Regions from separate parts of the Homo sapiens genome. Here region 2 is linked to region 1. A link is an interaction called in ENCODE POLR2A ChIA-PET data of the cell type or tissue named here. Cell type or tissue: GM12878. All regions are shown on one strand. Each heading gives the region's core, and the rest is flanking DNA. Links, peaks and the distances in the headings are about the cores only.

What was found. ChIA-PET counts read pairs that join two places held together with the same protein. Peaks named below come from ENCODE experiments on the same cell type or tissue, not always from the same donor. Only the 100,000 strongest peaks of a DNase experiment are listed, where the experiment ranks them.
Region 2: POLR2A ChIA-PET joins it to region 1 with 6 read pairs; 2 of 35 experiments call an interaction of 5 or more read pairs at or near these places.

Annotation. Positions count from the first base shown.
Region 1 is chr3:152,334,794-152,343,385 of GRCh38, forward strand. All of the region lies in intron 2 of MBNL1 (muscleblind like splicing regulator 1), which reads left to right. It also overlaps the pseudogene TMEM14EP. Among named protein-coding and RNA genes, the nearest start is that of MBNL1-AS1, 69 kb to the left of the region's middle. In GM12878, for the core only: no CTCF peak of the experiment used is centred there; no DNase peak of the experiment used is centred there; H3K4me3 peaks cover 477 bases; H3K27ac peaks cover 1,190 bases.
Region 2 is chr3:152,462,648-152,469,275 of GRCh38, forward strand. It overlaps MBNL1 (muscleblind like splicing regulator 1), which reads left to right. Exons shown (of 10, transcript NM_021038.5): 10 at 1-3,133. Among named protein-coding and RNA genes, the nearest start is that of MBNL1-AS1, 200 kb to the left of the region's middle. In GM12878, for the core only: a CTCF peak has its summit at 4,232; no DNase peak of the experiment used is centred there.

The sequences.
Region 1 (8,592 bases), core at 145-5,144:
AATAAAGTAAACTTTTAAGAGCATGTTTTTCCATAGAATTAGAAACTTAGAATTTCATAGTAACAGTGTATTCATCACCTCGTTTGGGGAGCAGATTTTCAGTATGATCACAGGAAAACACCTGTTTTGACACTCTGAAAAAGGTGCAGACGTACGGGCAAACTCTCTGTAGGTGTAAATAAGAATGCTTTGGCTAGCATCCTGCAAGGAGATGGGTCTAAATGGTCTGCTCCAGCTTCTGCTGCTGCTGCTGCTGCTAATATTGCTGGGAAGGAAAAGTGGCTGACCTGGCATATCCATTACTCTTGGTGCTGCAGCAGTCACTCAGGAAATGTTGTTTAAGGGGAACCTTCTGGATCCTTTTCATGGCACCATGGCAAGAAGAAGCTGTATCTTATCTATGGAAGATAAAGCATGGAGTTGGCTAATGGATGCTGGTGAGTGAATAAGGCAATTGGGGAGCCAGTTTGCTAAGATACCATTTGGGTAGGCCTGCTCGCTCAAGGCCTGAGATGACATCCATGGGAAATGGCTTTTGGTATTCTGTACATTAGAAACTGTTTTAGAGAGGAACCGTGGTTTTCACATTGGTGATCTGATCTGTGATTCTGTATATGTTCCATAAAGTTCTCATTTATTCTCTGCTTCACTACTTGAAATACTAATATTGAAGTTTGTTCAGTACTTCAGTAGATGGAGCATAGTTTTCCATGTAACTTCTTAGTCACTAATCTCTACTCTTGTTTTTGACTTGCCCTACAGTGATTTTTAAAAATAACTCTGTGGTATATGAAAGCAGTTGTTCCTCCTTTCAATTCTAATTGAGCACCTTTTTTTTTTCACAACAGTAGATTATAGGATTTTAAATTATCTTCCCTTTTATGATTTACATCAGACACAAACATGTCAATAGTTTACTTTTGTCCAATTAAAAATTGGAAGAAATAAGAATTTTAAGTTAATCATAGAGATGTAGGTCAAATTTTCTTAGAATTATTATTCTGTGGTTAATAGGTATCCCATAAAAACGGTAAGAGCTATGTTTGGGAACTTACAGTGGCATAGTAAAGGTTCTGCCAAGTCATGGGGGAACAGACTTGTTTAACTTCAACTTTTAACAGATTCATTTGACCAACCCCCTCTCCTCAACTCTTCTTTTTTCATGAAGAGTGCCTTTCCACATGTGGCACTACCGGACAGTAAGTGTTTATTGAGCACCTACTATGTTGCTAGGCAAACTAGGTGCTGGAAATATAACTGTGAGCACATTCATCAAAAATTTTTCCCCTTGCGATGCTTAACAACAGTTATGAAAACCTTTGTTTAGATGATCTGATCTTATGTAAGATACTTTAATAACAACATAATTTTTATTCAAAAATGTAATCTGAAGAGCTTCATAAGTGAATAAACCTACAATTTCTGATTGACAATGTTTATTTACTTCTCTTCCACTTTTTTGGGGGTTTGTTTCATTTTTGTTGTTTAGATTGTTAAAAACTGGTTTTCACCAATGGGATTAAGAGCATAGGTGCAGAATACAAACTGCAATTGATTTTTAATTTTTTATTTAAAGTCAAATTATTACCTTTAAAAAAAGGTCAGCCTCCATTTGGATTCTGCCATAGAGGCTTACACAATCTTTCTGCATTCAAACCTATCACATTGACATGATTATATTTTTAAAAAATTAAGTTTAGTTTAAGTCAAAATCTAACCTTAGGCACTGTCTCTAAGATGAAAAAGTATTTTTAAAGGAAAATTTAGATTCCTCATTCTCTTATAAAATCCCAGTTCCCTCAAATTTAAAATACTAACTGCTTAGGCAGTACTTAACATGTCATAAGGTGGGAGTTACTTCATTTTATAACAATGTCTAACTCTTAGTGACTTATCAGACAGAAGTAAACCTTGCACAAGCTATTTGATAGCTTTTATTTCCTGTGTCACTTAGAATATATATTTTGCAGGTGAGGGGAGAAATCAATTTTCCCAACACAGGATAGTTTGAACCATTTGTCTCAAAGTAAAATAGACTACTGTTACTATTTTAGTTACCTTAGAACTAAATACCTTGGAATAGAAGAAATTAGATATCCGAAGTCAAGAATTACACACACATAACTGCTTTTAGGCAATAGCTTTTCTTCTTTACTAATTTCAAGTATAAAGTCCATGGTTAATTTGCTTCGAGTCTTGAAAAATTGAGAGTTCCTAAATGATTTTGACCATTTTCATTTTCATTTCATACATATTAGGAATTATTAAAGTCCTGTCAGAGTTTATACTGAACCTCTGACTTGATTTTATCCAGCTCATCAAAGCAAAATTGTCTTAGTAGCACTCTTTTGTAGCTGTTTAATATTTAATATTCAGTGGGCTCCTTAAGGTGAGTTCTTGAAGGCTTGTGAGTAGTTGAAGAGCTGTGAATGGTGGTTAACAAGCTATTATCATCTCCTTGAAAAGCATAACATGAAGCAGAGATTCAGGAAAATCTTAGACAGTGATTAGTCTATCTGACAGTGCATCAAAACTAAATTAGTTGGCCAAGCACGGTGGCTCACGCCTGTAATGCCAGTACTTTGAGAGGCCAAGGCAGGTGGGTCATTTGAGGTCAGGAGTTCGAGAACAGCCTGGCCAGCATGGTGAAGGCCTGTCTACTAAAAATACAAAAATTAGCTGGGTGTGGTTGTGCACGCCTGTAGTCCCAGCTACTTGGGAGGCTGAGCCAGGATAATTGCTCAAACCCGGGAGGTGGAGGTTGCAGTGAGCCAAGATTGCGCCACTACAATCCAGCCTTCCAGCCTGGGCAACAGAGTGAGATTCCATCTCAAAAAAAAAAAAAAAGGAAAAGAAACACCAACTAACTAAATTAGTTATATTTTCTGTCCTTCCTCTTCTTTATCCTTTTTCTTTTTCCATCTTTTGTTCTTCTCATCTCTGCACTGCTTATCTACTTGCTTCTTCTTTGTATTCTTCTCTTATCTCATTGAATTTCTTCCGTCTGCCTCATCTGATCATAACAGAAAGTGATAAGTTTGATAAAATGTATATTGTACTTACTAAAAACAATTTTAATTATTTATCAATTTAAAAATCAGTTGTTTAACCTTCTCTCTGTCTTTCCGTTTTCTCATCTAATTCCCAATAATGTTGCCTTTTAATTTCTGCTGCCTTGCGGATCAGCACCCTGGGATTTTTTTTTTGTATTTGTAAATTAAATATTGCGATGACAAGATATAATAATTTTATGTCACTTATTAGATTTTTAACCATAAATGCCGTAGGCATGCTATAATATGTATTCCTTACTTTTCTTTCTAGAACTAAATCTCCATACCCACTTCATCCGTGTTTTTGGCTTATGTATGGGATGCTAGAATGGCCTATCTCCATGTATTTTGTTGCATTTCTCCATTGCTTCTTGTGTTCTGGCGGGAATCTTGGTGATTCTTTTCAAGCACTACCTGAGCTCTGTGCCAATTGTTCCTCTTCTCCCAGGGTGTTGTGCTGCGTGGTCATGTCTCCACTTCCTTAGCCCTGTCCATTGACAGAACCTTGGGTTCTGTGATGGCTGCCTCTAAACCCTTGTGAAAGCGGGGAATATTCCTCCCCCTGCTGCTACAGTTGAGCACCGTGCTGGGTACCATGTTGCCCTCTACACTTGCTTTCAGTTGTTAAGGCTTCCCAAGCTTTGGCTGTGGCTCAGTGATCCTGCTGTCAAAACCCTGAAACTTTCCTAGCCTGGACACTCAGTGGTAGCAGCAGGTGTTGGGATTTCTCCAAGCCCCTAAGACTCTGGGAGGAAGAGAATGGCTGTTTGACATAGACCTCAGGAGTTTTCAAAGCACCAAGAAACCTCTCCAGAAGATATGTAAAGGTAAGATTCTGATTTCTCTAGGAAGCCGTTCTAGAAGCTAAAAACAAAACCCTGTAGCTATGGATTTAATATAAGTTAGTAGTTAAAGAATGTCCTTGGGAAACTCTGTGTTTGATCAAACCAAAATATGAGTCTTAGGGAACTATTTATTAAAAACTCTTATAGGAATTTTGTGTGAGATTCACATTAGTTTTATTTATATTAAATTTGGCATGGAACAGATTTTTAAATATTCAATTTTTTTTATTCGGACTCTGTGAAGCACTTTTTCACAATCTGCATTGTATATCTAGTAAGAGAAATCTTGTTGAGAATTAAAATGGTTAAAGATAAAATAGAAATTATTTTTTCAAATACCGATGTTTTATTTGCCTCTGTGTTAATATTTAAAACCAAAAACATTTAATGAATATATCTTCAAATTCTTCAAGCTGAAATTCTTAAATCCATAATTAATTCAAAAGGAATTAGAAGAGCAGTTCAAATCTTAGTTGGTAGTGCTAGGGATGCATTACTGTCCTTTGTCAAAAGTTACTGCTTAGTATTCTAACTATGGTGATTTCTTGCTTTATTTTTAGATTTTAAAGGGAAAAAAATTAAAATAAAAAAACTTTTTGGGAAAAAAATTCACTACATATGGATATAAATAACCTGAATGGAGGATACTTGTGGAGAGGTGGTAAGGGTGTGTGTGTGTATGATGGGTAGGGGAGAGAGATCAGCAGCATCTTAAGTTAACAATACAAAACACCTCTTCAGTGTTATGAGTTTGTGACAGCTGTTATTCAGTGCCCCCTTCCTTTTCTTTTTTTTCCCCCGCCTCTATTTTCAGGCAGTAATCTGTGAAGTGATATTAAGACACCTCTTCTAATATGAGATCATTGTTGGCCTTACTGTCAGTTTAGGTCTTCTTTTTTTCGCCCATTTGTTTTCTTTTCAATATTAACTTAATTCCTTAAATGGTTTCCCCTTGTTGAAATTAACGCTATTAGCTTACTACCACATTGGAGCCCTTTAATTTCAATGGCCAAAAATGCAACTTAATTTTTAAAAATGAAGGAAAATGTTTACTCATAGCTGAACAAAATGAAAAATATTGATCTTTGACAGTGTTTATTAAGGATGCTTTTTATTTTTAGTAAACTTTATTTTTATTGATATTTCATTTAACATAATTTCAGAGTAGCTCTGTGCTGTAAGATGAGCAAAAGAACAGATACCCTAAATCTCAAAGAGCTTTTTCTTTCGTGTTTTTCTTCTGAGTAGGGCATGAGGTTTCAGATTCCCCAGTGTTGACATCTATTATTTTCTACCTTGAGATTTTACCTATAGACACAGAAAGAGGAGATAAAAAGGCCAGGCATGGTTGCTCATCCCTGTAATCTCAGCAATTTGGGACGTCAAGACCAGAGGATTGCCTGAGGCTGTAAGACCAGCCTGGGCAATATAGCAAGACATTGTCTCTTCAAAGATAAAGAAACGAACAACAACAACAGTAAAAAACTGGGCATGGTAGCAGGCACCTGTAGTCCTAGTTACTCAGGAGACTGAGGCAGAAGTATTGCTTGAGCCCAGGAGGTCGAGGCTGCAGGCATCACTGCACCCCAGCCTGGGCAATAGAGTGAGACCTTGTCTCAAAAAGAAAAAGGGGAGATAATATCAACATGCAAAAACTGAACAATAGTAATCTCTTGTGGTGTATACTTGCCACCTCTGTAAGATTGTAATGACAATGACTGAGTTTTTTCCTGCCAAGTTCAGTTCCATTTTTTTTTTAAGTAAAATATCAGACTATGTGAATTTATAGACTTATTTCTCAGAGTATATTAAAAATAGTGGAAGTTGGGAGATTTTTAATTCTTCATGAGTCCAAGCTGAGACATAGCTACAACTGACAGGATCTGTTCACCATACATACTTCCAAGTTTGGAAACTATCAGCAGGCACCTGCAACTAAACCCACAAGCGTAAATGTTCCAGAGTGTTAGAATCTTATTCGCATAATACCTAGCAAGATCCCAGATGTAAACGGGAGAACTCAAATGTTCCTTTGGATTCCGTGATGGCTGAGAAGCATCCAGGCCTGCTAACTCACTGAAGAAGAATCCAGCAGAAGGGGACTGGACAGAACCTACTTTTGCATAACCACTGATCCCACCTAAAGCAGCCAGTGCTGCATAGACAAAGCCAAGCCAGTATAAAGGCACCTGTGGGCCAGGGTCCATCTGCATTGTTCTCTTCTAATTCTCTCCAGACAGGAGACTGCAGCAGGCCTGCACCTATACCACTTTCCTGAAGGTCTGGGTAAATTGATGAGGGGACACAAACTGTACGATGCTTATTTTTTAAAATGAAAAGATGTTTAACAAAGCATTTTATTCATATATGAAAACATTCAAGTTTATTCCCTCTAGACTTCAAAGTATAACTAAATGAAATGTTTTGAAGTGCATTAAAATGGGTAATTCTTTCATATATAAAAACAGAAAAGTGAAATTTTCATGCTTTTATTAACACTTATAGTGAGTTTATAATTTTTTAAAATGTGTGGCACAGTCTCAAGCTAGTGGTTAGCATTATTTGCAAGTTTGTCTATAGAGTGCATTTTGTCTTTTCTATTTCTAGAACTCTTAAATTCCCTTGGGACAAGAAATGAAACAAATATAAGAATGTAAATTATGAATTCTCTTTCTTGGAAGTTTAATTTTAAAAAATAGTTTAAGTACTTTTAGAGTGGGAATTTAGAACACTTAATTCACAAACAGTATGAAGTACTTAATCACTGAAAGTATTAGAAGTGAGTGTTAATTCTCAAAATAAGGTCTCAATCGCAGTCATAATTTCTATAAGAATTTCTGCCATCACTCTGTTCATAAGACTAGTACTGCTCAATTCCCATTGTTTCCTCTCTCCCTTCTGTTCTGTTCTGTTTTTGGAGAGCATGGGAGCTGTCCATACCGGTAGGCAATGAGGAGAATGTTTATAATTGAGATTGAGTAATGTCAAATATAAGCCTTTTATGATACGATTATTTCCTTTGTTGTAATAAATTTCTCAGCCTCATTAGGCATATCCATGTAGAAAATAAATTTAAAAATAAAGTGTGTACAGAGCAGCTAAAAGAGGTGGCAAATATAGGGATGAGCCCAGATAGTGACATTTTTGGTACTTTAAGGGACTGTTTCACTTCAAAAACAAAATATTCCTGTTTATTATTTTTAGGTGGAAATAAAAGCTCACTGAATCAGAATTATTCAAAATTAAAATGGTGTCTTTAGTTAATGGTAGTAATGTATGGATTACCTTTTACCTTCAGTCCCATTACAATGATTATTTTATTTATTTTTCACAAAAACACCTTGAGGTGTAGTTAGCATTATTTCACCTATACAAGTGAGGAAACTGATACCAAGAGAAACTTGGCCTCACAGCTGGACACAGGATTCAAACTCAGGAAGTGTGGCTCCAGAGTCCATCCATCCTTAGAGGTCCTTGTTAGTTGTAAATCTGGCAGTGAGTGCCAGTTCTCAAATCAGTCCTAACCCTTTTCATAGCCTGGTACCAGCAAGGGGATTCTGTCTGCACCTCCTTCCAACTCAATTTTGGGTTGCCATTCACTTGCTGGCTATTTGACCTATCCTCTCTCAGCAATAATCCCACCCTGTCTAAAATATGAATAATATTGTCTCCTTCTCAGGGTTTTTATGAAGATTTAATTTTACGAGACAGAGTATGCCAAGCACTTAGCACAATGGCTAGCATATAGAAAATAGCCAATAAATTATTGATGTTATTATGTAATGTTTCCAGGGTCACACAACTAGAAAAAGATTGAGTCAGAATTCAGGCCCAACTCTGTCTTACTGGGAAACTAAACAAAACACACACACACACACACACACACACACACACACTTTCCACAAACAACAGGACCTACAAAGCAAAACTCGTGCTCTTTCTGGATTATAACACTACCTCTCAACTCTAACCATAACTTTTAGATGAGTAAATAAGGATGTCATGTATGTGCTGAAGGGATAAGTAGCATAGTTTAGTGGCTTAGGGCAAACTTTCAAATTGAGGTTTCCATTGTGTGACAGCAGGCAAGTTAACCCCTCTGAGGTTCGTTAACTACACATATTAAACTAAAAACAGTATCAGTTGTATTGCATTATCATGGATAATAAATTTTAATACAATTAAAGAGCTCCAATAAATGTTGGCTTTTAGTAATTGATATAGATATAAATGTTTCTTTAAAAATATATTCACAAAATTGGGATGCATAGTTAGTGAAATCATAAACATGTAAAGTCTTAGAGATGGATATAATCTTAGTAGATGATCTTCCATTTTTGAACAGTCTGTATGCTTTCTCTGTCAAATCCATTTAACCTCTCTGAAAGGTCAGTGGAGAAAGGGGAAGAAGGCATCAGAGATCAGGACTGACCCAAATATGGGGTGGTTGTACCTCCAGAGATGTGGGCAAATTTTCTCAGTCTTGGCTTGATGTCAGTGACTAGCATTGGAAAACCAGATGGTGGAAATAACCCCTGTTAAGCAGATGATGGGATTATCAATCTTGTGTTCTTTCTCTTTTGAAGCAGAACCCAAACCAACGGTTGGGACTCCAGTCCTGAAGAGAGAGAGAGTTACCTGGACTGAGTTGAATGCCAGAGTTTAACCTTGAATGCTAGTCACAGCAGGGACTT
Region 2 (6,628 bases), core at 1,629-6,628, 130 kb after region 1:
CAGAGTTATGCATTCAAAGATGCATACCTAGTTAGTTTCCTATATATTCATGCCATCTTGAAAAGACAGACTATGGTGTAACCATGATTCTATTATGTATTGGTACGTCTGTAGACCAAGATATAATTTTTTAAAAATAAGTTTATTTCTTTCAAGGTTTACAAATAACAAAGGTGCACCTTGTATTTAAAATTGCCATTATAGATGAGAGCGTGCATGCACAGTCATTTTTGTTTAAGAGTAATATTTTTAATGTAATAGATTGTAAGACGTGGTGAGGGAGGGATCTGACAGAGATGAATGTGCCAAGCAAAACCACAACTGTGTATATTTTAAAGCACATCATGGCTTTAAGTACCATGTTGTTAAGGATTCTCATGAAGTGCCATAGACTGTACATCAAATTAGAGTATTATTTCTTCAGTGTTATTGTTTTCAGAGCCACATTTTGTTGCATATTTGCTAGTACTAATCAGTCAAAGGGCACCATTCTTTTTTTTTTTTTTTGAAACCAAAGCTGTCTCAGAAATGGCCAATTTAACTTTACAGTAACAATAGACAGCACAACACAAACTCTCTCAATACAGATAAACTCACACATACTGGAGATATATATATAATAGATATATATAAAATTATTTTAATGCATTGTAGTGTAATATTTATGCATACTATACTGTATAACATGTTATTCAAAAGGGATTGCCATTTCTGAGACACAGTAACAAAAAAATGAGGAAATTATTTTGCTTCTATTTATAGCCTCTGTCAAAAGTCAAAAGACTATAAATGCTTTGCAAAAATGGTTTCACGTTTGCTTAAATGCTTCATCACAGTCACATTCAAAATAGTGACTCTAAACAAAGAAGAAAGCAGCACTGTCATCAGATGCATGATAAACCAAAATATGAAAATGGGAAATGTTTAATTAACCTAGTAATTGGGTGGGTTAAGTACATGGGTGAATTTTATATGTGATTTTTGTTTTGTTTTGTTTTGTTCAGATTAACTGCTTATAGCCTTAGAAAGCCTTTTACAAAATTAAAAAAAAAATAGATGTGCATTCAGTTTTTAAGAATGGAATCATCCAAAGGAATTCCTTTTTTTGAGGTTTGGATGTTGCAGCTAGTAAAGGATATTTTTGCTCTGTTCAGCAGTTCTAAAAATTGCTGAAGTAGGGGCCAGGTCACTGGTAGTTATAGTATGGAATGGGAGAAGTGAAAGTTCAGTTATAGAACTTTCCATACTTCCAAGTTTACTGCAAGTTTTTATGCTTGAGAGAGATGCTTTCTAATATAAGACTGATGTGTTGATTTTACTGATTGTACTGTACATCTATTAAAGCCTTAGATTATTACATTACGGGTTGGAACCCATACCAATGTAATTTCAATCGTGTTAAGAAAGTAATGGTGACTTCACATGTTATTGTAGTTAGTTACATTATAGAATATTACTTATTTTTCTTGTTAAAATGTAGTTTTTCATTTCCTACATTTATTAGATTTTCATTTTCTATTAACAATTGAATACCATTTCAGTTTATAGACTTGTTTTATTAGATTTTACCAATGAATTTTTCAAAATACAAAAAAAAGTAGTTTTTCCTTCATAACATACTCAGTTTTGAATTACATGTAGTGTCACATGAATATTCGTATTGTTAACTAAATGATTTATATTTTACTGATTTAATATTACAGTGTAAGAATGTCAGTCATTGTTAGTTCTTGTCTAGTTTTCATTAAAAGAACAAAGATCTTTTATATGGATATCTTATAAATATATAATCATTGCTAAGTAAGAAGTTAAGTTGTTGCTATCGCAACAATCCTGGCAGACAATTGAGTAATATTTTGATGATTTATTTTGTTTGTAATTAGTTATTATAAGAAGATCTAGATCCTAGATATTAGAATAAAATTTATTTTCTACTGTATCCATTTCAAATGTTAAAATATTGTTTAATATTTTTGAAATCCCTGAGTATCAGGCCTTGTTATAAATAAGCTGCATAATCAATAAATAGAACAAGGGACTTTTTGTTGATAATCCAAATACTCAAAGTTTACGTAATGAAAATTATAGCGTGTGTGCAAACTCTTGAGGGTTGATTATGCTGCAATTTAGCATGTTGGAACGTCTAGGGAGAAGGTTGACTTTTTGCACTTCTGTATATAGTCAAAAGAGAGAAACCTGTATAATAGTAAGATCTTATTTTGAATAAAAACGTCTATAATTACAAGGAGTTTTGTTAAGGCTAATACAATGACAGACTGAGCAAAATTGCTTGCAAAAGTGGCACAGAGTTAGCACTCCATACCCCTTCAAACATGTTGCTTTGCTTTCTTGTGGACAGCTTGTAGTTTGCCAGGATTTTTTCAGCTGGAAAGATACGCCATCCTTTCAAACCCTCATGACTGACAAAAACTCCATGGGGCCAAATCTGCCTGAAGATCATTACCAAAAATAGCAGGTACTTCTACCATTAAGGTGAAATCATGGATCAGATATTCCTTACATTTTTCAAAACTACTGCATGTTTAAAACTTCAACAAAAAAAGAGAGAAAGAACTATACTAAGAACATATATTATTCAGATCAGTTTCTGCCAATTTCAGTGGTTTATTGTTCACAAAAAAATCTTCAAAACAAGTATTGACTTTCACAAAATTTAAATCATAAACAGGCAAACCAAACAGCACACTGTAGCTATAGTTGTTATGTGATTGTTTTTTAATTGCTGTAGGATCCTGTTCTTTCAGCAGGTGAAAAATAAAACGCAGTTCAAATTTCATGGTTTTAATTTTCAACTCAGAAGCACTCAAAAATGCAAAATGTGATAATGGGCACTTGTTTAAAAGAATTAGTGTATCCAGCCTTCACTCCAGCTGGTTAAAAATGTTGCACTTATCAGCAACCCTACCACTTTCATCTGCTGAAAGGACAAATGTGCTTGGTTTTACTATTATGTAATCACAACTTACTTTCTGCTTGTAGTTGCTTAAAATTATGTATTTTGTCTTGGGCTGCAATTTGTTTTATGCTTATTTTATTATTACTGCAGTAGTTGACTTTGCTGTATGGAAAAATAAAGTGAAATTGCCCTAATAAAACTTCTCTTTCTTAAGTATATTCGTGTATCTGAGATTGAATACTAAATTATTTTTGCGTGTTTCATGTATTCATGCATATGTATCTATCTTTACAAACATATTGATGTATAAATTTGTTACCTGGTTTTAACTGATTGCAACTGCGAGGAAGGCATTTGTTGTCTTTCTCACTAATTATCCTTTGACACTGAGAGGGAGAATCTAAATCAGCATATATTGCCCTCCTGTGCCCAATGTTTTCTGAAATTCTTGCCTTCCCCTGTCTGACACTTTAAGCGCTGATTGAAATAGTTTTAAGTGTCAGGGCAAAAAACGGTAAGAAAAAAATTATTATACATTATAGATCACTATCTATCTTTTATTAAAGAAATCTTATTTGCCTGACTGCTGCGTCAGCTGATTAGGACTGGAAATCAGGCAATCCAAGAGAGGTGATGGCACTGTATTCAGAGGGATGAAAGAAATTATGCATATGATCTATGAGGCAGGCCATGATATTACTCCTGAGGGGTGTGTGTGTGTGTGTGTGTGTGAATGTCTTAAACGGTGGGTTAAAAACTTTGTTGAAGTGGGGCCTGGCATCACATATAAGCTTTGCAGTTTCTACAGATAGCCAGTGAATGCCAAAGTTTCAACATGAAGAACGTGCACATTGTATCATTTAGTTCTACTTTATGCTGACTGCCACTTGGTATTTGGTCAAGAGTTACAAATGCTCATTTGTAGGTTGATGCCTTTTTTTCTAAAATTTATTGTGATAAAAATAGGTGCATTATTCATAATCAATACAGTTCTGTTACTGGTTGAGTTCTAAAGGACAATTCTGTTATTTTCAGTAGGTCCAACTGTTCTGGGTGCCACTTGTCAAAAAGAATGGCTGCCCTGAAGATGATTGTCTAAAGCAGGAGTTCACAGCCTTTTTTGAGTAATATCAAGACATCTGGCTCTTTCCAGTTAGTGATATTTTGGAAATCTTTTCATTGAAAAAATGCATAACTAAAAGTCCTTGTAACTTTTGCAATACTTTAAATGAAACTGTATTTTGTTAATCACAACAGCATATACATGCATCTGAAAAATTATTTTCAGAAGAGTTATTATTACAACGCCCACTAGGAGTCCTCAGCTCACAGAATGGGACTCTGTTAGAAGTCATTCGTTTTTCATTTGGAGAACAAAATCGTTTGCTAGAGCTATTACTTCATCACATACCCTTGGTACTCATGGAATTTAAACTTTGAAATGATACTAAAGGTCAGTGATGTAGCAATCTATTATTTCACTGAGACATACTTTTGAATGCCTGTATGAATGCTTTCATACAGGAAGTAGTCACTAAAGCACTGGGGAGACATTGCAGTGGTCGAGGAACGGCTCAAAAATCAGAACACCTGGAATCACGTCGCAGCTCCCTGACCTTGGCAAATTACTTCTCTGACTCAGTTTCCACTTTAATAAAATAAGTACGAGAATATAAATACTGCACCATTATTGAGTGGTTTCCAGACTTTGCTGCAAACTGGAATTGTCGGGGGGATTTTTTTTTTTTTTTTTTTTTTTTTTTTTTTTGAGACAGTCTTGCTCTGTGGCCCCGGCTGGAGTGCAGTGGCGCGATCTTGGCTCACTCCAAGTTCCGCCTCCCAGGTTCACGCCATTCTCCCGCCTCAGCCTCCCGAGTAGCTGGGACTACAGGCGCCTGCCACCACGCCCGGCTAATTTTTTGTATTTTTAGTAGAGATGGGGTTTCGATACTTTTAAAATAAAACTCAATAAAAGTATCGATACTTTTAAAAGATCCCCCAGATAACTGGTTCCTACCTGCACACATTCTGGTTTAATGACTATGGAGGAAAGAACTGGGTTAATATATAAAAAGAGCTTAGAAAGTTGCTTGGTTTATAGCAAGTAATTGATACATGTTAACTATGATTGCTATTTTATCAATTTTAAAAATCACTCCACTTATTCTTCAACTTTTTATCCTGATTCTTCGATTACACATCCCTTTCAAAGTAGCCAGGTACACACACTCTCTCATTTATATTATCTGTAATTTTATCTTTCATGTTTAGCAATGAAACTATCTTGTAATTTACCACCACCACAAGACCTGCTGTTACTTCATTTATACTATTTCAAAAACAGAATCAAGTACATTTTTATTAACTCTGAAAATTTTGTATAATTCTTATTTCAATTTGATATGGTCAATCTGAAAATTTTGTATAGTTCTTACTTCAATTTGATATGGTCACAGACAACACCTAGCCCATTTAGACCCAATATGAAAGTAACCATTTAGGCATATCTAAGCTTAACTCTTTGAATCCCCCTTCAAATATTTTAACTGTGTTCAAGATCAAGTAATAGAATGAATGCATTATGAAAATGATACCATTAAATAATGTATTTTAAATATTTTTATTGTATTTATCAAAATAATACTTCTAGTAACATTTCAGTGACACTAGTATATTTCCATAACATGTTTCATCATAGGTTTATTTTGAATGCTTAAATTAGTACTATTTCAACTTAAACATATTAGAATCTGGTTATATACTGTACAGGATGCTAGGCTCTGAGATACAAGGATCAATGGCAAGAACCTTACAGTGTAATGACTAAAACAAAATATGTAGAGTATGTAATTCCATCTGTATAGACACTCATCTAGTATTTCCCTCCTCCCTCACTAGTCCGAATCTCTTTATACCACAAAATAATTTAGAATAAAATTAAATAAAAACTACATTCTCTTCTGGAATACAATGATACAACTCCCCTACTTACTGTCTAACTCACTTTATCCTTAAAAATTAACTTGAATATTGAAAAAATATTTTTGAATAAACATGTTCATTGCAGCATTTTTATAATGGCAAAATCCTGGTCTCAATACTTAGGAAATGTTTCAATACTTAGGAAATAAGTAAAGTATCATACAGTGTTATATATTTATAAAGCATTTTTTCAAAAATGAGTTAATCACATAGGAAAGTAATTTTAGTGGTAAGATAATAGGAGACTTTAATTGGCTTTTCAGAGATTTCTAGTTTAGTAAATATTCATTGTTTTTTAAATTTATTTTTTTTAAAATCTGAATTATTTACTTTTTTCTTAGACCATTTCCCTATTTAGTTGAGTCAGTTTGTCATCTTCAGAATCTTAAAATGTCCTACAAAACTTCCACTTTACCTATCACTGTTAGTTGAGAAATTATAGAAGACATCTTGCCAAATCAGTAAAATATGTATGCTGTTTTAGTAAAATATGTGTTGTTTTAGTGAAAAATAGCAAAAGGATATGAATAAAACTCCTTTTAACTTTTTTTTAAATTGTTCTTTTTTTTTTGAGACAGGGTCTTCCTCTATTGTCCAGGCTGGAGTGCGGTGGCATAAACATGGCTAATTGCAGTCTCAACCTTCTGGGCTTAAGCAATCCTCCCAGCTCAGCCTCCCAAGTAGCTGGGACTACAGGCATGCACCACTACACCCAGAGAATTTTTTAAT